2 separate regions of the Homo sapiens genome follow, and region 1 is linked to region 2. A link is an interaction called in ENCODE POLR2A ChIA-PET data of the cell type or tissue named here. Cell type or tissue: OCI-LY7. All regions are shown on one strand. Each heading gives the region's core, and the rest is flanking DNA. Links, peaks and the distances in the headings are about the cores only.

What was found. ChIA-PET counts read pairs that join two places held together with the same protein. Peaks named below come from ENCODE experiments on the same cell type or tissue, not always from the same donor. Only the 100,000 strongest peaks of a DNase experiment are listed, where the experiment ranks them.
Region 1: POLR2A ChIA-PET joins it to region 2 with 10 read pairs; 2 of 35 experiments call an interaction of 5 or more read pairs at or near these places.

The regions. Positions count from the first base shown.
Region 1 is chr2:218,746,466-218,757,185 of GRCh38, forward strand. TTLL4 (tubulin tyrosine ligase like 4) reads left to right here. Exons shown (of 20, transcript NM_014640.5): 9 at 538-729; 10 at 825-907; 11 at 1,132-1,260; 12 at 1,640-1,762; 13 at 2,371-2,469; 14 at 2,788-2,922; 15 at 3,544-3,681; 16 at 5,239-5,341; 17 at 6,298-6,508; 18 at 6,650-6,720; 19 at 7,119-7,204; 20 at 7,669-8,951. The coding sequence ends at 7,924. Among named protein-coding and RNA genes, the nearest start is that of CYP27A1, 30 kb to the right of the region's middle. RefSeq lists an enhancer at 543-1,742. In OCI-LY7, for the core only: no CTCF peak of the experiment used is centred there; no DNase peak of the experiment used is centred there.
Region 2 is chr2:218,985,050-218,995,769 of GRCh38, forward strand. It overlaps CRYBA2 (crystallin beta A2), which reads right to left and starts at 8,373. Exons shown (of 4, transcript NM_057093.2): 1 at 7,967-8,373; 2 at 7,053-7,194; 3 at 5,803-5,945; 4 at 5,141-5,350. The coding sequence starts at 8,127. The coding sequence ends at 5,203. FEV (FEV transcription factor, ETS family member) reads right to left here and starts at 135. Exons shown (of 3, transcript NM_017521.3): 1 at 1-135. The coding sequence starts at 26. In OCI-LY7, for the core only: no CTCF peak of the experiment used is centred there; no DNase peak of the experiment used is centred there.

The DNA of each region.
Region 1 (10,720 bases), core at 1,338-9,337, 240 kb before region 2:
GAGTCCCTCTCCTGAACTCCAACCTCATAGGAGGGTGTAACTCTGAAATCCTGCAGTTGCAGCTTCTCCAAGATGCTTTTTCCTCTAATGTGTCTTGAGTTAGATTGTCTGTTTTCTGTTTATTATGTTTCCCTATGATCACTGCACATTCCATTCTCCCAAGCTGAATATGTGTAAAGAGGACTTCTGGTCTCACATTGGAATGAATGAGTCCCTTGCCTCCAGACTTACTAAAGGCGAAATGCTTTTCTGTCCTCATCCCATAGGGTTTCATGGATAAAGATGTAATAGCTTTTTCTTTGCACTTAAGGTGAATATCACATCTGGCTTACATTACTCTGTTTTGTCTGTGTTTTAATCATCTTTTGGTGAGTGCTCTGCAGTTGGATACTTGAGGACCATTAGGGTGGTGATAGTAAGATGGAACAAAAGCTTGGAGTGCTGCTAAAGAAGTTGGAATGGTAGAATGAGTCTTGTCATCTTCCTCATGGCCTCACCTCTGCCCTCTTCCTGCACTCACCCTTTTCCCTTTTGTAGCTAAACCATTTCCCAGGCTCATTCCAGATTGGGAGGAAGGACCGGCTATGGCGGAACCTGTCACGTATGCAGAGCCGCTTTGGCAAGAAGGAGTTCAGTTTCTTCCCCCAGTCCTTTATCCTGCCCCAGGACGCCAAGCTCCTGCGCAAAGCGTGGGAGAGCAGCAGCCGCCAAAAGTGGATTGTGAAGCCAGTGAGTGAATCACAGTGGGCAGGAGACTATGGTCTGTGAGTGGGAACAACAGAGTATTGGACCTGGAGCAAATCTCATCTCCTTTCTGCTCCTAGCCAGCATCAGCTCGAGGCATTGGCATCCAGGTTATTCACAAGTGGAGTCAGCTCCCCAAGCGAAGGCCCCTCCTGGTACAGAGGTGAGCCTGTAGCACATATCCCTTACCCCATCCTCCCACCTCCTTGGCCTCGAGGTTCCCTTCTTACAATGTTCTGCCCTTTGTTCTCCCAGCCAAAGAGCTTCCTTAGCCAACTGTTCTAAGGTCTTTATCTTGGGGACTGTTAGCTGGCTTTTCCTGTGGCTTGGTTACCCACTGAGCCCCATCATCTGGCTGTATGAGAAGCTGGCCTTTGTCCTATGTAGGTATCTACACAAACCCTACCTCATCAGCGGCAGCAAGTTTGACCTGCGGATCTATGTTTATGTCACTTCCTACGATCCTCTGCGGATTTACCTCTTTTCAGATGGACTGGTCCGCTTTGCCAGTTGCAAGTATGTGACAGTGGTGAGGTATCCTCTGACAATATTGGGGATTTTATTTTCCTTGGAGGGAGGGAAACTAGAAGACACCAAACAGAAAAATAGTTTTTGTTAGCAAGGGGAAAGGCAGGAAATGGGAAATATGGAGGCTCTCTACTTCGTTAAATCTGGGGAGGGTCTTCCTGCATGCGGGACTGAGGTGGGATAAAGGAGATGAGTTTAGCTGTGGTTTTTCAGAACTTTGCCAGTAGACACACTTCTCAGGCTCTTGTGGCTATGAAAAGATCTGTGTACTTGTTCTACACCTCTTCAGGATTTGGGGAAATGTTTGGCCCCTTCTCCATCTGCTCTGTTACCATCTTACCTCTGCCTTTTGTTTCCTTACTTCCAGGTATTCGCCTTCCATGAAGAGCCTTGGCAATAAGTTCATGCACCTGACCAACTACAGTGTCAATAAAAAGAATGCCGAGTACCAGGCCAATGCAGATGAAATGGCTTGCCAGGGCCACAAATGGTACTGAGGGCAGAGTGTCCCAGTCCAGTGAAGGCCTAGAGGAATACAGGGTTCTGGGGTTTTGGGAGGTTCAGGGGCATGGCGAGTGGAGGATTAATATAAGACCCAGAGATAACACTTACCAATTCAGAATTGGTCTATTTGAGGCCGGATGTGGTGGCTCACGCCTGTAATCCTAGCACTTTGGGAGGCCAAGGTGGGTGGATCACCTGAGTTCAGGAGTACAGGACCAGCCTGGCCAACATGGCGAAGCCCTGCGTCTACTAAAAATACAAAAATTAGCTGGGTGTGGTGGCAGGCGCCTACAATCCCAGCTGCTCAGGAAGTTGAGGCAGGAGAATCACTTGAACCTGGGGGACGGAGGTTGCAGTGAGCTGAGATCGCGCCACTTCACTCCAGCCTGTGTGAAAGAGTGAAACTCCATCTCAAAAAAAAAAAAAAAAAAAAAGAATTGGTCTATTTGCATCCAAGTTCATCTCTTTCATAATTTAAACTGCGAAAGGAAGAGATATGAAGAAAATACCATTAGGTCTCTTCTTCGTTTTTCTTTGTCTTTGTCACTCATTCCTAGAATTTAATTCCTAATACTTCCTCTTCCTCCTCTGCAGGGCACTGAAGGCTTTGTGGAACTACCTGAGCCAGAAGGGAGTCAATAGCGACGCCATCTGGGAGAAGATAAAGGATGTTGTTGTCAAAACTATCATCTCGTGAGTCACATTGCCAACCTGGATGTGGGGCCTGCTGCTGACCCCCTCCTTTCTCCTGGGCCTCACACTGCTGTGCTCTGGACTTTGGCCATGCTGTGGTTTGGTTTTAAGGACAGAGAATAGGAAGGAGTGGCCAGAGTTAAGTTCTAATGAACCTCATCCCCAGGAGCTGGTCCCAGATCAGAGGTGTCACTTGAGAGCTACCTTTCCTGGGTTGCTTCTGCCTGCCTATCTCTGGGCCACTCTTTTGGCAGGATAGCTCTGAGTAGAGCCCTCTGGGAGGAGCTGAACTGAGTACTTCCTCATCCCCATGACCAGGTCAGAGCCCTATGTGACCAGCCTGCTCAAGATGTATGTGCGACGGCCCTATAGCTGCCATGAACTCTTTGGTTTTGACATCATGCTAGACGAAAACCTCAAGCCCTGGGTCCTGGAAGTCAACATTTCCCCAAGGTAGGTGGTATTCTCAGGACACTCACCATAGAATCCTTCCATTATTCTCACGCTCCCATTGCCACTCCAGTAAGTTGTTCTTTTTTTTTTTTTTTCTTTGAGATGGAGTCTCGCTCTGTCTCCCAGGCTGGAGTGCAGTGGCGCAATCTTGGCTTACTGCAACCTCCGCCTCCGGATTCAAGCAGTTCTCCTGCCTCAGCCTCCCAAGTAGCTGGGACTACAGGCATGCACCACCACACCCAGCTAATTTTTTGTATTTTTAGTAGAGACAGGGTTTCACTGTATTAGCCAGGACGGTCTCGATCTCCTGACCTCGTGATCTGCCCACCTCGGCCTCCCAAAGTGCTGGGATTACAGATGTGAGCCACCACGCCCAGCCAGTTGTTCTTTTTAAGTGGATCCTTACTGCTTGCTTTCCTTTAGCAGATCAAGGTCATGGGCAGGTTATTCACCGTCTTTGGGGCAAGAGAGTCTTGTGATGGTGATCCTGCATGGGGATGTTTGAGCAGCTTTCATCTTAGGGAAGCCAGGAAGTAAATGAGACTAGCCCTGAGTTGCACATATGACCAGAGACTGTTTCGGAGTGCTGCTTTGACCACTCTTTTTATCCTTTTTCTGAAGCCTCCACTCCAGCTCTCCACTGGATATCAGCATCAAAGGCCAGATGATTCGTGACCTTCTGAATCTGGCAGGTTTTGTCCTGCCCAATGCAGAGGATATCATTTCCAGCCCCAGCAGCTGCAGCAGCTCCACCACCAGGTGAGGCCCCTATTTCTTCACAGCTCTGCTGGCAGCATGAGTAGCCCTGCTATAGTTTCTGGGAAGGAATGGGTTCTGGGTGCTCCCTTCTGCCAGGTTCCCCTTGCTGCTCAATCTTGCCCCTACAGTCCACTAACATGCTACCATGCCACATCAGTGACTCTCAAGTATGTTCAGTTATGTTGATCCCCTGCTTAGGAACCACAGGCCTAGGAATCAGATTTAAACATCTTAGGCACACTGGTGTGTGTCTCTAGTCCCAGCTACTTGGGAGACTGAAGCAGGGGGATCTTTTAAGGCTAGAAGTTCACAGCTCTAGTGCACTATGATGATCATGCCTGTGAATAGCCACTGTACTCTCTTTAGCCTGGGCAATATAGCAAGATGTTGTTTCTAAAAAAAAAAAATTCTTACCTGGGCAGTCAGGGTCCCAGCTTCCTTTTTCTTGGTGTATCTCTCTTTCTTCTTCCTCTCCTGGCTCCTGTGCCCTGACAAACTGGATCGCTCACACAACCTCAAGGTCAGAATGATCCTTAAGGACCAGTTGGTCCAGTCTCCTCTCTGAAATGTTTATTGCCTCTTGCTGTTCCCCATAGTGTTCTTTCCTCTGCTTATGGAGTTTCTCCCTCCTGAAATGCCCCATAGCCAGACCCGCTGTTAACCTCTGCTGTTCATCAAAGCCTAGCTCATACACCTTCATGAGGCCAACTCAGTATGGCCATTTTTTTTTTCTTTTTTCATACCACAAAGCATTGGGAACCACTCTAGAGAGGAGGGAGTTTATATTTACTTAGTACCTGAGATGTGTGAGGAAAAAAACCCTATAACTTACCCTTCCAATAACCCTGTAAGGTTAGTATTTGTACCTGTGGTTTACAGAGGAGAAAACTGAAGCTCTTTGGGATTAAGTAGCCCATCAAAGTTATTCAACTAGAGAGTGGTAGGACTGGAATTCAAATCCTGATTTGCCTGATAACAAAACTTACTTTCCCCGCTTTACCCTGTAGACTCATGTTTGGCTCTGTCCAGTGGTTGTCATTGGACATATCCCACAAGCTCCTTGGGGGCAAGAGTTGCTTTTTAGTCATCTTTTTAAAATTATTATTTTTTTTTAGAGACAGAGTCTCACTATCTCTCTCAACAGTGATTATGGTAATTGTAGTAATGTGGGTGATGAAACTGAGGTGAAGGGAGGTTAAGTCAGTTGCCCAGGGTCACACAGCCAGTAGGGCAGAGTTGAGTATATAGTTAAGTGTTCACTGAATTAAACTGAACTGAAGTATATACCACAATAAGGCTTATTGCAAGGTCCTTATTTTTTATCATTCAAATTCAACCTAAAGCTGGTGGTTTGTATCCTTTTACTTAATATTTGATGACTCTCAGGTTACTTCTGGGGAGTGCATTTTAGTCCAACCTACTACTCAAGTAACCTCTGTTCATACATCTTTGTCTTCTCTCAAGAAGGGTGTCTGCTGGGCTGGACCTCCTCCATATTTCCTCCAAATAAGAAGCTGCTGACCCTGCCCTTTGCTTTCTTTCTGGCCTCTGCCGTAGCCTGCCCACCTCCCCTGGGGACAAATGTCGAATGGCTCCAGAGCATGTCACTGCACAGAAGATGAAGAAAGCCTATTATCTGACCCAGAAAATTCCTGATCAGGTAGGAGATTGGTCTTCCCCCCAGTGCTAGCAGAAAACTTCCCTGGTCAAACATTTGGGACCCAAAAGCAAACAGCTTTTCTTTTTTTTTTTCTTTTCTTTTTCTTTTTTTTTTTTTTGAGATAGAGTTTCACTCTTGTTGCCCAGGCTGGAGTGCAATGGTGCGATCTCAGCTCACTGCAACCTCCGCCTCCCAGGTTCAAGTGATTCTCCTGCCTCAGCCTCCCGAGTAGCTGGGATTAGAGGCATGCACCACCATACCCAGCTAATTTTATATTTTTTAGTAGAGATGGGGTTTCTCCATGTTGGTCAGGCTGGTCTCAACCTCCCAACCTCAAGTGATCCGCCTGCCTCGGCCTCCCGAAGTGCTGGGATTACAGGCGTGAGCCACCACGCCTGGCTGCAACCAGCTTTTCTTAAGAGCACGGTTTCTTAATCCAGGCCTGTGATCCTCTGATGCACAGAGATTTGTTGGCATGTCTGTCATTCTGGGAGAGTGTTAATTGTCTTTACCATGTTTTCTGGCCCCCTCTTGTCCAAACTATAGACTTTTACCCTTTGGGTTTCTTTCTCTGAGAGGCACAGTGAGAGACCCCAGGAAGCTGACTTTCTCAGAGCAGATAAGGAAGCTGGATTTAAGCATGGCAGATACAAGACTGGTGCCAAATCTGAATTGCTGGATCCTCATCTTGACTTTACCCAACAAACTACTTAACCTCTCAGCCCCAGTGGCTCCCCTGACCCCAAACAAGAGTGCCTTCCCCCACTAGCTAAGTTCAGTAGACTTAGGAACAGATGTCTTTCAGAGCTGGCCCACTAGGCTGCCCTCAGTAGTTCCATGAGAGTCCCGGAGCTGTAGGACCCCAGGGGTGTGCTCCCTGTTCCCCAGCTTCTTGAGTCTCTGCCCCTGGCTTACACTCTCTCACACCCTTTTTCTCCCTGTTCCTTGGACCACAGGACTTCTATGCATCTGTGCTGGATGTCCTGACACCAGATGATGTTCGGATTCTGGTTGAGATGGAAGATGAGTTTTCTCGCCGTGGTCAGTTTGAACGAATTTTTCCTTCTCATATCTCCTCTCGCTATCTCCGCTTTTTTGAGCAGCCACGATATTTCAACATTCTCACCACCCAATGGGAACAGAAATACCATGGCAACAAGCTTAAAGGTGATGTGCCCTCCCTGCCCTCAGAAAGCCAAGTTTAGTGAGAGATTAAATCCCAGTATACCAAGAAATGGGCCTCTCTGGAAAGAATTGGCCAATTGATTCTACCTTCTTAAACCCCAACTCCTGCTAATCTTGTCCTAGGAGTAGATCTGCTCCGGAGTTGGTGCTACAAAGGGTTCCACATGGGAGTTGTCTCTGATTCTGCTCCAGTGGTGAGTGCTGCCAGTGTGGAGGACAGCTCCTTCTCAGGCCCCTCCCTCCTCTGCCTTATGAGTGCAGCAGGAGTTGGGTTGGTATGTATAGGCCTCTCTCACTTCTCCGCTAGGCTCTGCTTCTGTCTCACCATTCTTTCCTTTCAAGGGAATAGTTGCCTCCAGGATTCCCTGGGTACCTTTCTTTCAAGGATCAAAAAGTGCTTTGTAGGCCTCAACTTCTTGTTTGATTCAGAAGAGAACTGAGACTTTTACCCACCTGGGCCCATGCCTGAGGGGTAGGGAAGGGGAGAACCCCATGATCCATTTAGAGGTAGAGCTGGAGGGTACCAAGACCCCAAACACTCCTGCCTTGCCTCCGCCAAGCCTTTTGGTCTCATTGCTTCCTTTGCTCTTAGTGGTCTCTCCCGACATCACTTCTGACTATCTCAAAGGATGACGTGATACTCAATGCCTTCAGCAAATCAGAGACTAGCAAGCTGGGGTGAGTGCTGCCTGGGCAAGGGAGGGGCTGCTGGCTGTGAGTTTGTAGAGTTTTCTTCCTTCCCCTCTTCCCAGACTGTGGCAGTGAGATCAGCATTCTCCAGCTGGGGGTTGGTGGGAGCGTCAGGACATGCAGCCATAGCATCCTTTTTCTGGTAGATCTTGGTATGCCCAGGGAAGCTGAGCTGGAGGACAGAAGTGCTTCCTGAAGCAGCCACTGTCAGCCATACCCACTAGCTGTGGGAAATTGTTAGCCCTCTACCCGCACCCCCATTCACTCTTGCACTGCAGGTCTCAAGCCTTCAAGTAAATAGAATTTTTTTTATGGTTATTACATTTCCATGTAATTTTGGCCTACAACACTGTAATGTCGTGAATGCCTGCTCCAGACTGAAGGCAAATCCTAAGGTAAAGTCTCAGTTAAACAGTGTCTCAGTCATTTCTTTCACCACCTATTCCCTCCAGAAAACAAAGCTCCTGTGAGGTTAGCCTACTACTCTCTGAAGACGGGACCACGCCCAAATCCAAGAAGACTCAAGCTGGCCTTTCCCCTTATCCCCAGAAACCCAGTTCCTCAAAGGACAGTGAGGACACCAGCAAAGAGCCCAGCCTTTCTACCCAGACGTTACCTGTGATCAAGTGCTCTGGGCAGACTTCAAGACTTTCTGCTTCCTCCACTTTCCAGTCAATCAGTGACTCCCTCCTGGCTGTGAGCCCATAACTGGCCTCTCTCCAAAAGCCTCTGCCCAGGAGCATGGGCATCAGCTACCTCACGGGAACCAGCCTGCTGTTCAGACCAGTCTGACCCCCTACCCCTTTCACCCTGTCCCTCCTCAGAGTATTTTTTGAAGTGGTTGCATTATAGAGATGGGTATTTGTAGGGCCGGAGGGATGGTAGTGATGGGGAGAAGGTGAGGAAGGGTCACCCTCTGTCACCTGTCTGCCTGGCTGGCACCTCATATCTCAGCAGAGAAGCCAGTGGTGGCCACGCAGCCTTATAAAGCAGGTTTTGGTTTCTACCTTAAGTGAGCCATGTGTGGTTTGTCTGGGGGCCCTGGTGTGGTTGCTGAGTTGTAGCTCAAGAGGAGAAAACATACAGAACATATTTGGACCGGAAATCCTTTGTTCTGAATTTGAGGGGGTCTTCTGAGGTCCTTACTTCCTTAGGTCTTTCCTCACCCCTCTCCCACCGCTGTCCTGAGGAGAAACCCTTGAACTTCCTCAGTAGACAGGCGGAGAGGCCACAACATGCCGAACCCATTTCCTGTCATCCTAGTCTTGGGTCTTCACCGCCTCCTTCCAAATACCCACCCTGCCAGCAGCCCTAGGTCTTCCTGTTCTGACCCCCCATCACTGCTCGTTCAGCCTTCTAGATGTCTCTCTCGTGGACATCTGTTCTTTAGCTGTTGGCTTTCTCTGAGGTGTGAGAGGGTCTATGAACTTTGTGAATTTCCCATGGCCCCAGTGAAGGAGCCCAGATAATCCCAGTAGCTGTTACCTGTCTCCATGTATCAAAGGACACAGTCCAGGGGGAGGGTGGAAGGAGATGTGGTTTCTCTATAGTGCAACAAACATGGTTTCTCAATGTTCTGCTGTGCAGCAAGCAGGGTCTGGCGGCTTGGTAGGTGGGTTTCAGGAGCAGTCACTATTGTAGGATGGGCTTCCAATCAAACCTCAGACTAAACTCTTGTACTGAACTGATTCTACCTCCCTCCTCTAGACTCAGTAAACAGTGACTATTCAATAAATGTTGACTGAGTGAACTGTATTTACAGAGATCTCAAAGGACCCCAGCACTTGAACCAGAAGTTCTAATTGTCTCTCATCTAGGTATGAGAAAGTGGAACCTGGGAACAGCACAAGCGGAAGAGTTCGGATCAGAAAGGTTTTCTCTGAAGCCGTGCTCCTTCCTAACCCTGCACTTAGTGGTTGCTGCTTGCCTCCTCCCCAGCCCCTGTAGTCCCTTTACTTAGTTTTTTCTAGCAGTGGCACATATAAGAAGCCAATTGGCCCCGTGTCCCTGCTACTCAAGTTTTCTCTTTGCACATCAGGCAGAAAGCTCAGCTACTTGGTCTCACCCTGGACTGTAGCTGCCCCCATTCTCTCTGAGCTTTGGAAAGATAGAGACTTCTGTGTTTCATGGCTCCTGGAGTTCTGTGGCGAGGTGGGGTGGGGCCCTGGAAAGATCACTGAGAGGCCTGATTGGGTTCAAGGCCACAGAGTAGGTGGGTGTTTGGCCGGTCCTAAGGCCATGTTGACAGTTGTGAAAGTTTGGTGACAAAGTCCTGGGCATCATTGGCTGCTCAATAGTAAGGACTTTAAAGTCGGGCCATAATGGGAGAGGTCCTTGACACTCCTATTGGATCTTTTCTGATGTAATTGAAGTGACCCGCCTCTTCTCCCCGCTGGCTGCAGTATTCTAGTGCAGACATGACATGGGGAATCTGCTGCCTTCCTAAGAGAAAATGAGCTGCCTGCCTGGCAGTTTTGTTGTGGCTGGGCCTTCACGGCAAGGACCTAGGCACGGAGTCCTGGTTGAGCTGGTTTACTCCATGAAAACGAACTTCAGTTCTTTGGCTTGCCCCCTGAGAATCCCTGTACAACACAACCAATCTATTTCCATTGCCCTAACTGGAGAGGGAACCAGCATTGCTGAATGGGGGTATTGGGGGAAGCATGGTGGGGGAAGGGAGAAGGACTTAGGAAATTAAGTCCTTGTGAGCAATGAAGGTCCTAAAAGAGCAATGGAAAGACACTGCTCTTAGTTTAAAACAAGTTTGTACATTATTCTTAATTTTCATCACATTTGAGTATCTGATAGACATGGGTGTTTTGCTGGGTAGGAGAAAGGAATGGGACTTACATACCACATTTACCTCTCACTCTTGAGAGAAAATTAAATCTTATCAAGCATTTGGCATATATACTTTTGTATTGAATGCCCACAATATGAGGTATTCAGCTAAGCAGGAATTTTTGAGAAGGAATGAGATTTTTTTGGGAAGGTTAAATTGGGAGTATAGTAGAATAAATATTTGTCAGAATATGTCAGTTGTTTTCCTAAGTTGATAACTTACCTAGTCTATTTGGAGGAAGGGAGGCGAGTGTTCTTGAGACAAGGAATGAAGTGCAGGCTATTTCTGGAGTAGTGGAGTAAGGGCTTGGGGTGGAAAGTGGAGGAGGGCAGTCACTGCTGTTTACTTTGCATCCACTTTGGAATGATGAGAAACTCAGTTTCTTAGAAGAAATAGTAATGAAGAGATGGCCTTGTGTCAGGAAAGGATCGGGAACCTTGAATCAGGCTGACCTTGGGTTTAAATCCCAGTTCTGCCACTTACTGTGTGACCTTGGGCATGTCATCTAACTTTTAAGTCTCCATTTCTTTGTAGTATGAATATAATACCTACAGTGCAGGGTTGCGAAGATTTAAACCAAATGTAGTGAAAGTACGTAGGACATAGAGGGCACTTTGCATGGTCACACCTTCTCCACTTGCTGTCCAAGCCCTGTGCCCTAG
Region 2 (10,720 bases), core at 1,104-9,103:
GGCTGGGAGGCGCCGCTCTGTCTCATCGCCGCCGGGGACTGGGCGGTGGGAGATGGGGGGGACGGGGAAGGGGGGCGAGGCAGGCTTTGCGCTCGGTGGCACCGATCCCCGCCCGAAGCGACCGCGGGTGACAAGGAGGAGAAGACGGCGCCGGGTCCGGCAGGGCCTGGCGGGAGGGGGCAGCCCGGGCGTGGCGGGGGTTGCGGGGGGGTCCTGGAGAAACGCTTCCAGCTAAGGGGCCGCTTGGAACCCTCCGGCCCCCGCGCGGCCCGGGGCCGCAATTTCCGTTTTAATTAAAGCGCTGCCGCCTCGGCCCCCAGGACCCCGCCCCCGCCCCTCTTATCGTCCCATCGCAATAAAGTCTCCAACGCGCCGCGCCACAGCCAAGCGCACCCGGCAGCCCCCCGCGCCCCGCAGCCGGGGAGACGCGCGGGGGATGGGCCCGGGCCATGTGCCCTGATGGGAGCCTAGAGCGCGTGTCTTTTCCGCCTCCCTGACTCTCTGCAAACAGTGATGGGGCTGGTGTACCCGGCCCCACCTCGGACCCCAGCAGCCACAGCCCCCTCCCTAGAGCCCTTCTTCCAGTCGGCTCCCGCTCCACTCGCCGCTCACTCTCCTCCCCCTCCCTCCCTCTATCCCCACCCGGGTTCCCGTCTCCAGGCTGCGTTATCTGCATCTTCACTTTTAAATTTCCGCTTCCCTCCCTCTCGCCTGTCGCTGCGCGCCCGGCCCTGCAGCCGTTGCTCCCTTTATCTCTGCCCGCATCCCCGCTCCCTCCTCCTCTTCTCCCACTCTCTGCTCTTCCCTAGAGACCCGAACCCCTTCCCCGTCTCCTTCTTGCTTTGGCCCGTTTCCTGCCTTTCTGGGGCCCCCAAGCCTCAGGCCTGGTGCTGGGCCATCTCTCCTGGCAACTTATGATGGGTGGCCCCCTCTTCTGTCCTCCCCGCCCCCTTCTAGGTCTCTCTTTACCTCCTAGGCTTTTCTCTCCGACTCTCATCTCCCCTCCAGCCTTCTCTCTCCCTCTCATCCTTCTCCCTCCCCTCCTTTTCTCATTCATTCAGTCCCCATAAATTAGTAGTGGCTTGGACTGCTGAAGGCCTCTAAAGATGTTGAGAATCTGTCCTGGCTTTCCCTGATGGGTTCCTGAGCCCCCTGCTACTTCCCTGTACAACTATTCTGCTCCCATCCTTCCCCATCCCCTGTCCTCCCAGTCTGCCACCCACCCTCACCACTACTCCCATTCTGGCTATCCCTGAACGAGGCTGGAGAGGTGGAGGGGTTAAGACAGGGTTGTGCACTGTACAAGGCTGGAATCCACTCCAAGAAAAGGATTCCTATTTCTAACTCATGCAAAGATGTTGATGTGGTTCCCAAGTGGCCTGGAGTCTCTCTGGGTACCTATGGGGCTTCGTGGCTCTGGAGAGGCAGGCTAAGGAGGATGCTGGCTGAAGATGAGGCTCCAGCCCAGAAGCCCACCTTCTGCAGCCTTGCAGTATGGAACGGGTACTGTCAAAACTGGCATTCTCAAAGTCCTCTCTCACTGCTTGAGCCCAGGGGTGGAGGAGGCCTGGGAATGGGCAGGTCTCCTGCTAAGTGCCTGGTCCTGGGATGCCTGATTGAGGATGGCTGGAAACTCCTACTTCTGGGGTTCTACAGGGCCCATGTTCACCCTCATTTGCTGCAACTTCTGGAGTGTTCATCTTTGCTCGTGGAGGGTGCAAAGGAGCCAGGGAGAAGAGTGGGAGGCAGAGTGTGGAGGGAAAAAGAGGGATCCCAGGGCCTGGGAGGATCCTAGTGGGACAGGGATGAAGCCTTCAGGATGTGGACCTGGAATCTGGTGGGAGCAAAGACTAGAGGTTGGAATGTTCCCTGTGGACCAAACTCAGGGCTCCACAGAAGGTGAGGGCCTTGAAGTTGGGGTCAAGATCCCAATCCCTCTCCTTCTCATTCCTCTTTCTGCTTCCCCCACCCACTATGGACAGAAAACAAGGAGCAGGAGGTAAGAACAGAAAATAGCCAGGGGCAGGAGGTAAGAGCTGGGAAAGCTGGGAGGCATCAAAATTCGCCCACTTAATGCTCTCAGTGGGAGGCTAAGGTGTAAAGGAGAGGGTCCTAGTGAGGTCTACCCAAATATCCCAGCTGTGAGCTGGGCAAGGATCAACAGTATAGGCTTTATCCCTCAGTCTTACCCAGAAGTCATTTGCTGAGGGGGTGGAGCACCAGGAAATGTGTGCATGGGGGGCAGTCATCTCCACCCACCTGAGTCTTGATCTTCTCCATCCCCTCCTGCTGCAAGTACAGCTAGGGAAGCCAACAGGAGAGTCCTTGGCAGTTTCCCCTTCATCCCCTTCCTACCCTGCTGAGCGCTGGTCCCATGTGGTTCTGCAGATGGCCAGCCTGCCCAGAATGAATGGAGGACCAGAAGGTCCAGAGTCACACTTCTAGTTCCTGAAGCCATCTTGCTGATTCTTCCCAGCAACCACAGATACCCCTGTAGGGAGAGCAGCTCAGTCAAGGGCAGATTCCAGATCTCCCTTTGCTCATTGCCTGCTCCCCAAAGCAAGCAGTGGGGAAGTGGCCTGCTGGGCTCTGAAGCCAGTTTGCCTGGGTTCTAGTTTCAACTCCTGACTCTCCCATTTCCTGGTTATGTGACTTTGGGGGAAGTAACATAACCTCTGTACTGTACTTGCATCTCCTCATTTGTAAAGTGGGTATGGGCCAGCGCAGTGGCTCATGCCTGTAATCCCAGCACTTTGGGAGGCCAAGGAGGGTGATCACCTGAGGTCAGGAGTTCAAGACCAGCCTGGCCAACAAGGTGAAACCCCATCTCTACAAAAATACAAAAATTAGCCTGGCATGATGGCAGGTGCCTGTAATCCCAGTTACTCAGGGGCTAAGGTGGAAGAATTGCTTGAACCCAGGAAGTGGAGGTTGCAATGAGCTGAGATCGTGCCAACGCACTCCATCCTGGGCAACAGAGTGAGACTCTGTCTCAAAATAAAAATAAAAATAAATAAAAATAAAATGGGTATGATAGTACCTGCCATACAGAATGATGAGGTTTATATGAGATAACACATGTGAAGGGCTTAGATCAGATTCTATACATGTAGCTATTGTAAATATTGCCATTCCACAAGGGGATGGGGAGGTGCCCATGACCAGCCAGGAACCCCAGGTTCCTCTGGGGCCCACAGAAGTTTGGGGCTCTGCTGAGGCCTGTGGCTTTTAGCCACAGCTCAGTTCAGCCTCCACCTAACAGCCTGGATTTAGGGCCAAGAACTCTGTGTTCAAATCCTGGTTTTGTCACCAATTAAGTGGGTGATGTCATCAAAGTTTCTCCTTGGACCCCCAGTTTGGTAAAATAGATGGAATTGGAGAGTATTAGGAGGATTGAATGCAACAAGGGCCATGGACTCTAGAGCCCATTCGAGTGTAAAGCAAAATTTATACGCCATCCAAAGCTCACTCCCTTGGTCCCCTGACCCAACCCTAGGATCCATAGCGGGGAGGTAGGGGAAGGAGGTCCCTACATTGACTACCCCAGTGCTTTTCCATAACACCACAAACATTTGCAGGGGTTTCTCATGGAATCCTCCCAACAGCCCCTGTGAGACAGGCAGGACAGTGGCCAATAGCCCCAGTTTACAAGGTGAGGGAATTGGGTCCCAGGTGTTCTGACTTATGGTCCGGAGCTCTTCCCAAAGGAGCAGCTGCCTGACTTTGCACAGCTGAACCTCTGGGGATTTCAGGCCCAAGTCTGACTGCTCCCTGGCATTGTCCTGCTCTGCCTGGCCTGGGGCAATAATTAGAGCCACCCTTCCCCACTGATAGGTCCACTGGGGACTTGAAAACACAAGAATCCCTGAAGGACAGGATGAAGGCAGTCCCAAGAATCTTGAGAGGCTCTGTCTGTGTGGGGGTTGGGGGGCATCACCAACTGGACCGAAGAGGGAACTGGGAAAAAACCCATACTAGTGCCAGAGGCTCTAATGGCTGCCACCATACTCAGCCCTGCCATGCCTATGGGCACCTGCCACTTGCCCAGAACCCAGGCTTAGCAACTGAGGGGTGACTTCTACAGCTCACCAGTTTTCTGAAGGGTAGGGAGGGAAAGGAAGAGTGAAGAGGGGGTGGTATGGAGCAGCTGAGAGGGGGGATATGAAGATGCTTTGTAAATGCTGGAGTTCAACACCACTGCAAGGGATTGTCATTGTTCAAAGGGTCTGGGGGCTGGGCTCAGAGGGTGGAAGTCTCCCCTTTGAAGGCCCTGGGAAGCAGTGGGGTTTCCCACTAACTCCCCTCCTGCGAATGGAGGAAATGGGACAACGCAGGAGGCTCAGGCTTCCCTTACTGGGCAGGGAACTGGGTGAAGATAAAGGTTGAAAATGCTCTGGGGTTACAGAGGAAGCCCAGAACTTCAGTGCATGGTAAGGAAGTTCTGCCCTGCATGATGGTACCTGGGCCAGGAGATGTGTGGAAGCTGCAATCCAGCTATGAGCCCTGTTGTTGGGGTGTGTCCACCCCACCCACAAGGTGGCAAAGGTGCCATCTGAGCTAGCAGTACCCTGGGCCCATAGTGGTGGACCTTACCAAGGAGAGGTTTGGGACTGGTGCCATTTAACAGAATTACTAAGGTTTTTTTGTTGTTGTTGTTTTTGTTTGTTTGTTTGTTTCGGAGTCTTGCTCTGTCGCCAGGCTGGAGTGCACTGGCACGATCTTGGCTCACTGCAGCCTCCACCTCCCAAGTTCAAGCAATTCTCCTGCCTCAGCCTCCCAAGTAGCTGGGATTACAGGTGTGCACCACCACACCCAGCTAATCTTTGTATTTTTAGTAGAGACGGGGTTTCACCATGTTGACCAGGATGGTTTCAATCTCTTGACCTTGTGAGCCACGTGTCTCAGCCTCCCAAAGTGCTGGGATTGCAGGAATGAGCCACTGCGCCCAGCCAGAATTGCTAAGATTCTTACCAGCACTTTGCTGTCAGACCCACCAGAGCCTACCCACACACAACCTCAGCCAGCTTACACTTCGTAGCCAAGGATGCTGGAGCCTGTGGGGAGGGTCAGCTTGGCAGGGAGGGACCTTCAGAAAGATGAGGATGGAGATCACAAAGCAAGACACCAAGGAGGCAAGAGGGGCAGGAAGATTCAGGAACCTTTATTGAGTGTCCTCAGGGAAGGTGTCTGGGGCCGTGGAGCCTAGTGCTGGACTCTCCGGATGGACTGCAGCTGCCCAGTGTGGGCCTGTGTGCCGAGCTCACCGTAAGTACAGAACTCTCCGCTGTGCCGGTCCCGCTCCAACACATACTGGTAGCCTCGGTAGCCTGGGTACTGGTAGGCCACCCACCTAGGCCAGTGAGGGTACAGAGGCAGGGAGTAAGCTCTGCCCCCACCCCCACCCTATGTTCTCCACCAGCAGCCCCCCTTTTGTAGCTCCCAACCCCCAGTTCCAAAATCATTGCTTCAACTTTCCCTCCGTGGCTCTCTCCCTCCCCTGCCCACTGCTTCCAGTCTTTCTGTCACCGTTCTCATCCAGTCTTCTATACCCACCCCTTATTTCCTCCACCCCCTCATGTTCTCCAGCCCTTCATCTGTGCCCATATTGCCCGCTGCCCCCCATTCTCCTAGGACCTCCTCATTTCCTCCCTTCCAGTCTGACTCCATCATCTCCCTCCCCTTGCCTCCAAGTCCCCAATATCTCTCTTAGCGCCCTCCCCACATCACTTTTCTCCACCCTCTTCCTTGGTCCCCATTGCCTCCCTGCTCTTCTGTCTCCCTGGTTCCAGTTCCAGGACTCACGCTCCGGAGCTGACTTTGAGGGAACCCACATCCTTGCTGGCCCAGCCCATGGAGGGCAGGGATGGGTAGTCATCAACGAGGTCAAACTTGCAGCCTTGGAAGTTGTCCCCCTCAAACAGTGTCACACGGCTGTCATTGTGGTTCTGAGGCACAGCAAGATCAGGACAGAAAGATCAGGGCTTCCAAAGGGTTAACGGATACATCCTCTGCCTCACTTCCCCCACCCACTGCACCTCACAAGCTGTGAAGCTGTCTAGGACCCACAGGCACTCCCAGAGCTCACCCCATCAGCTCCCTGGCAGTCTGGGAAATGGATCGCTCAGAGGTTCCCCCGAACCTGGCCCCTCCCATGACTTTGAGATAAGGAGGTGATTGGGGGATAGGATTTCCAGAGACCCTTTCAGGTCAGGACTAGAGAGCATCTTGTGACATGGGCCCATTTTGCAGGAGCAAAATCAGAGGTCCTTAGAGAAATCTGTCCCATTCACCAAGACAGTTCCCTGAGGTCCTCATTGACTAACTACCCAAGCCCTTGCCCAGCCCCTTCGCACAGCCTCTCACAGATTAGTGCCCAGCTAAGAGGTACTGGGTGGCAGAATCAGAATAGACATGTCAGGGCATCAATACTGATTGCATCTTGGCTCCGGCCTTCCCACTGCAGGGTTCTTCAGCCTCTTGGAACAGAAGAATTGGGCTGGCCTGGGCTGGGTCCTCTGCTCTCCACTTCCCAGCCCTACTAGTAACCAGGTCGGCACAAATGGAAAATGAGGTCCTCTCTTTCGGTGTATTTGATTCATTAACAACACCCTCACACACACAATAACACACACACAAACACACTGAGACTGACTCTTTTCAGTGACCCTGGGCAAGCCACTTTGTCCCTTTGAGCCCCATTTCCACACCTGTGTATGGGGCTAACAGCAGTCAACCCGACCTCACATGGCTGTGTGACGACAGAGGCACTCACTCACACGTGTGGACGATGGAATGTGGGGGAACCCTGGGCACTCAGGACTGGGATGGCCTCAGCGCTGTCCGTGGTGATGATTTCTGGGCTCCGGGCCTACGCCCACAATCCCAACTTTCTTGGAGACACCCTTCTGATTCTGAGAAATAATGCTACTACCACCCATCTCGGAGTTTGTTTACACACACCCCATGCAGGGCTTGAACAGCCTTTCTAGGTGCCATGGTGAGGCCAGGGCCTGGAGCTAGGAGGCAGGGGAGGAGAAGTGGGCTGTGCTCACCGCGCAGAGCACTGGCCGGAAGGACAGCAGCTGGTTGCTGTTGTGGCTGCTGCTGCCACTCCAGGCGCTCCAGCGAGGATAGTCTCCCTTCTCCAGAATGAACTGCTGTCCCTGGAAGTCGGGGTACTCAAAGGCCACCCAACTGGAAAAGGAGAAGAGCTGGGAGGTATCTGCCCCAGCCGCACCCTCTCTGCCCTCCCCCTTGCCGGCCATGATTGAAAAGACTGAGAAGCACAATGTTTTTCTCCAACCCCAAACCCTTCCCCTGACACCCCCATTGTATGGCAATCCAGCCCCTCTCGGAACTAAAGGTCCAAAACCTGCTGCTTTCTGGGGTTTGAGGCGCCCAGGCTTCCCCCTCAAGGACCCCAGGTTGGGAAAGAGTTTTCCTGGTTATGAAGATCTCCCGACCCAGTGCTCCTGCCTCAAGGGTTTAGGCCTTTGCATGGGGACACATTGGAGGACCCCTCCCGAATATCACAGCAGAAACTGGGACCTCAGCTGGGGCAGGGGTAGGGGGCGGCAGGGTGGGAAAAGCTGGGCTCTGGGAGACCAGGGTGGGGCCAGGGAAAGGGATTGGGTTTCTTTTGTTAAGCCAAGTGCAGAGCCTTCTAATTTTGCACAGAGAAAAACTCTGGGAAGGGTGTAAGTACACTAGAAACCCCTTCACGGTGGGGTCCCATAGGGACCCTCAAGGGGTCGCTTCTCGCCTGTGTCTCTTTAGCTAGCACAAAAATACACAGTTTCCCATGATTTATCTTGCGATGGGTGGGGAATTTTGGGGAGGCTATGGGGTTTCCCATGTTGGCAGGTCTCTCCAGGGCTCACAGGACAGGGGGCTGAGGCTCTGAGCCTAGGCCGGTGGAACCCAGCGCCCCTCAACCCAGCCCAGCCGCGGCCAGGCAATCACTCACACGCCGTTTTCCACCTTGACCGAGCGCACCCTGGGCAGGCCTCCGCGCTCGCAGACGTTCGCACAGTCGCTTAGCAGCCGACAGCGACGGCCCTGGAAGTCCTCCTCGTCCCAGAGCGTGAGGCTGGCGGGCGCCGGGCCCGGCGCGGGGGCGCTGCTCATGCCGCTGCGGACAGGAAGGGTGGCACCACGCGCTCAGCGTCTCAAGAGCCCCGTTTCGAGCCACACACAGCCTGCCCAACCTGGGTAGCGGATGAAGAACCCGGGGGCTGGACCCGGCCTAGCTCTGGACCCGGCTGCCAGGGGCTCGCAGTCTTCCCGCGCTCCCCTCCCTTCCCCACCCCAGCAGAGGGCATTCACCGGGTGGGTGAGCGCGGCACGCGAGGGAAATGGACCGGCTGCGAGGCTGCGCGCGGCCGGGCGGGCCGAGCTTTATACCTGGGCCTTGTCCCCCTGTCCGCACCCTTTCCCTCGGGGGTGGGGTCGCTGAGTCAGCAGGCAGGCTGCGGTCGGCTCTGGTCTCCGCTGGGGAGCCGAGGCCTCTCCCGCAGCCGCCGCTGTGGCCCCAGCCCGCGGGAAAGACAACAGAAAGTGCTGAGGCGCGCACCCCGCGCCCGCCGCAGCCCAGGCTGACTCCGCGCTTTCTTTCTTTCCAGCCTGAGCCAGGCAGGGCACGCCAGGCCTCGGGGCAGAACGCGCCCTCCCTGTCCCGGCCCTCGGGGACGAAGGGACCTGGCCTCCCCTGGGCCTCGGGCTAAGACCGCGCTGCTGACTCGCTGAGCGGAAGTTCTTCCCAGAGTCTAATCGCCAGCCTTCCTCGGCCCTAGTCCAGGCCTCTCTTTTGGGCGATGCTAAGGCGGAGGTAGAGAGGGCTCTGCCCAAAGGATTCGCTTCATGTGCTCAGTCCTCTTTTTCCTGGGGGATCGGTCCATCGCGGCCCTTTTCCTCCCAAGCGTGCGTTCCCAGATCCTGCGCCGCGCCCCCGGGGTGTCCTCGGGCCCGGGAAGGAGAGGAGGCGGTGGTCAGGACTCGCCACGCGGCGGCGCCGGGCGCTGGAAACGACCGCCCGAGGGCCGCGCGGTTTACTCAGTGTTTAGGCATAATAGCCACCTAGGGAGTGGCTCGCCGCGGGAGGTAGGAAGAATGTTGGGCTTTAGCTCGGCTCAACCGGTGCCGCTGCGGGTCTCCCACAAAGCTCCAGGCTCTAAGGGTTCCAGCCTCGACGTCTGCCTGAGAGTTAGCAGCTGAGGATGAAGCGCTTAGTTCAGGCCGAGTTCTCTGCTCAGGCTTTCGGGTGCGTGAACTCCATCAATTCTAACACTGACCTGCTAGGAAGATACTGTTATTGTCCTGCATTTCGCAGATGAAGAAGTGGAGGCCCAGAGGGCTTTGGAATGTGGTGCAGGGGTCACAGCTAAGAAATCTCCCAGGGCCGGGCGCAGTGGTTCACACCTGTGATCCCAGCACTTTGGGAGGCCCAGGTGGGAGGATCTCTTGAACCCAGGAATTTGAGACCAGCCTGGGCGACATGGTGAAACCCCGTCTCTGCAAAAACAAACAAAAATTAGCCGGGCGTGTTGGCATGCGCCTGTAGTCCCAGCTACCTGGGAGCCTGAGATGGGAGAATTGCTTGAGCCCAGGAGGTGGAGGTTGCAGTGAGCCGAAATCAAGCCACTGCACTCCAGTCTGGGCGACAGAGTGAGCTGGGAAAAGGCGGCGGTGGGGGTGGGGGTGGGGGGTGTAGAGAAAAGGGGAGGTAGAGGGGGAAGAGGAAAAGGTTGGGAGCTCCAAAAAGGTTGGGAGTCCCAAGGGGTAGCTCCAGGTAGGAAATTTCCTCACCACTTGCAGTGGAATTTTCTAACCACAGCAAATGAGACACAAAGGCTTCTTGCAAAATTGTAGGTTTTCCTTAATGGTGGTGGGTGCGGGTGGGGATATTCCAGCAGAGGTGAGAGGGGCGAGTGAGAAGGGAGCTAATATTTTGTTGCTTCCATGAGTCACATGCTTCCCTTATGGGTCCTCACAACAGTCCAGCGAGTTAGGTTTGTGTGTACGGTTATGGAAGCGGAGGGTCAAAGAGGTGCAGGGCCTTGTCCAAACTCACATGGCTAGCCAGTTTCAGAGCAAGAATCGAGCTCAGACCTTTGGAAGCCAAAGCCTGTGCTCCGCCGCTGTCCATTGAAGCTCCCGTGCCAAAAAGTGCTCACAGGCCAGCTGCGGACACCCCAGCTCCCAGAAGCCTTGCCACACCAGCCTGCCTTCTAAGCCTTCTTCCCAGTGTTCCATACTCAGCCCATCTCAGAGCCTTTGCATTTGTTGTTCCAGCTACCTGGAGTGTCTTGGTCACAAGATCGTGGCATGGCTGGCTCCTGTGTCACCTCCTCAGTGATGCTGTTCTAGGCACCCTTCCATCCATCACATCAGCCTTTTTCTTTCTAGCATTTATCACGCTGTAAAGTTATCTTTTTCATCTTGTGTTTATGGGTGTAGCAGCATCTCCCTTACCAGAGTGTAAGCTCCATTTGAAGGGGCAGGGACTGTGTTTTGTTCTCAGTTGTTATCCTCAAACCTAGCACAGTGCTGGATGCATAGTAGGCACTCAATAAAACTTCTTGAACGAGTGAACGAACAAGGTGGTCAGGCGTGGGCCAAATGTCCACGGGAAAAGGGGTGTAGAGAAAATTCTCCAATGGAAGTTGGCGGGGGGGTCTTGGCAGCTTGCTCTCCCACCTCTGAAGTTCTGGGTTGCTGAGAG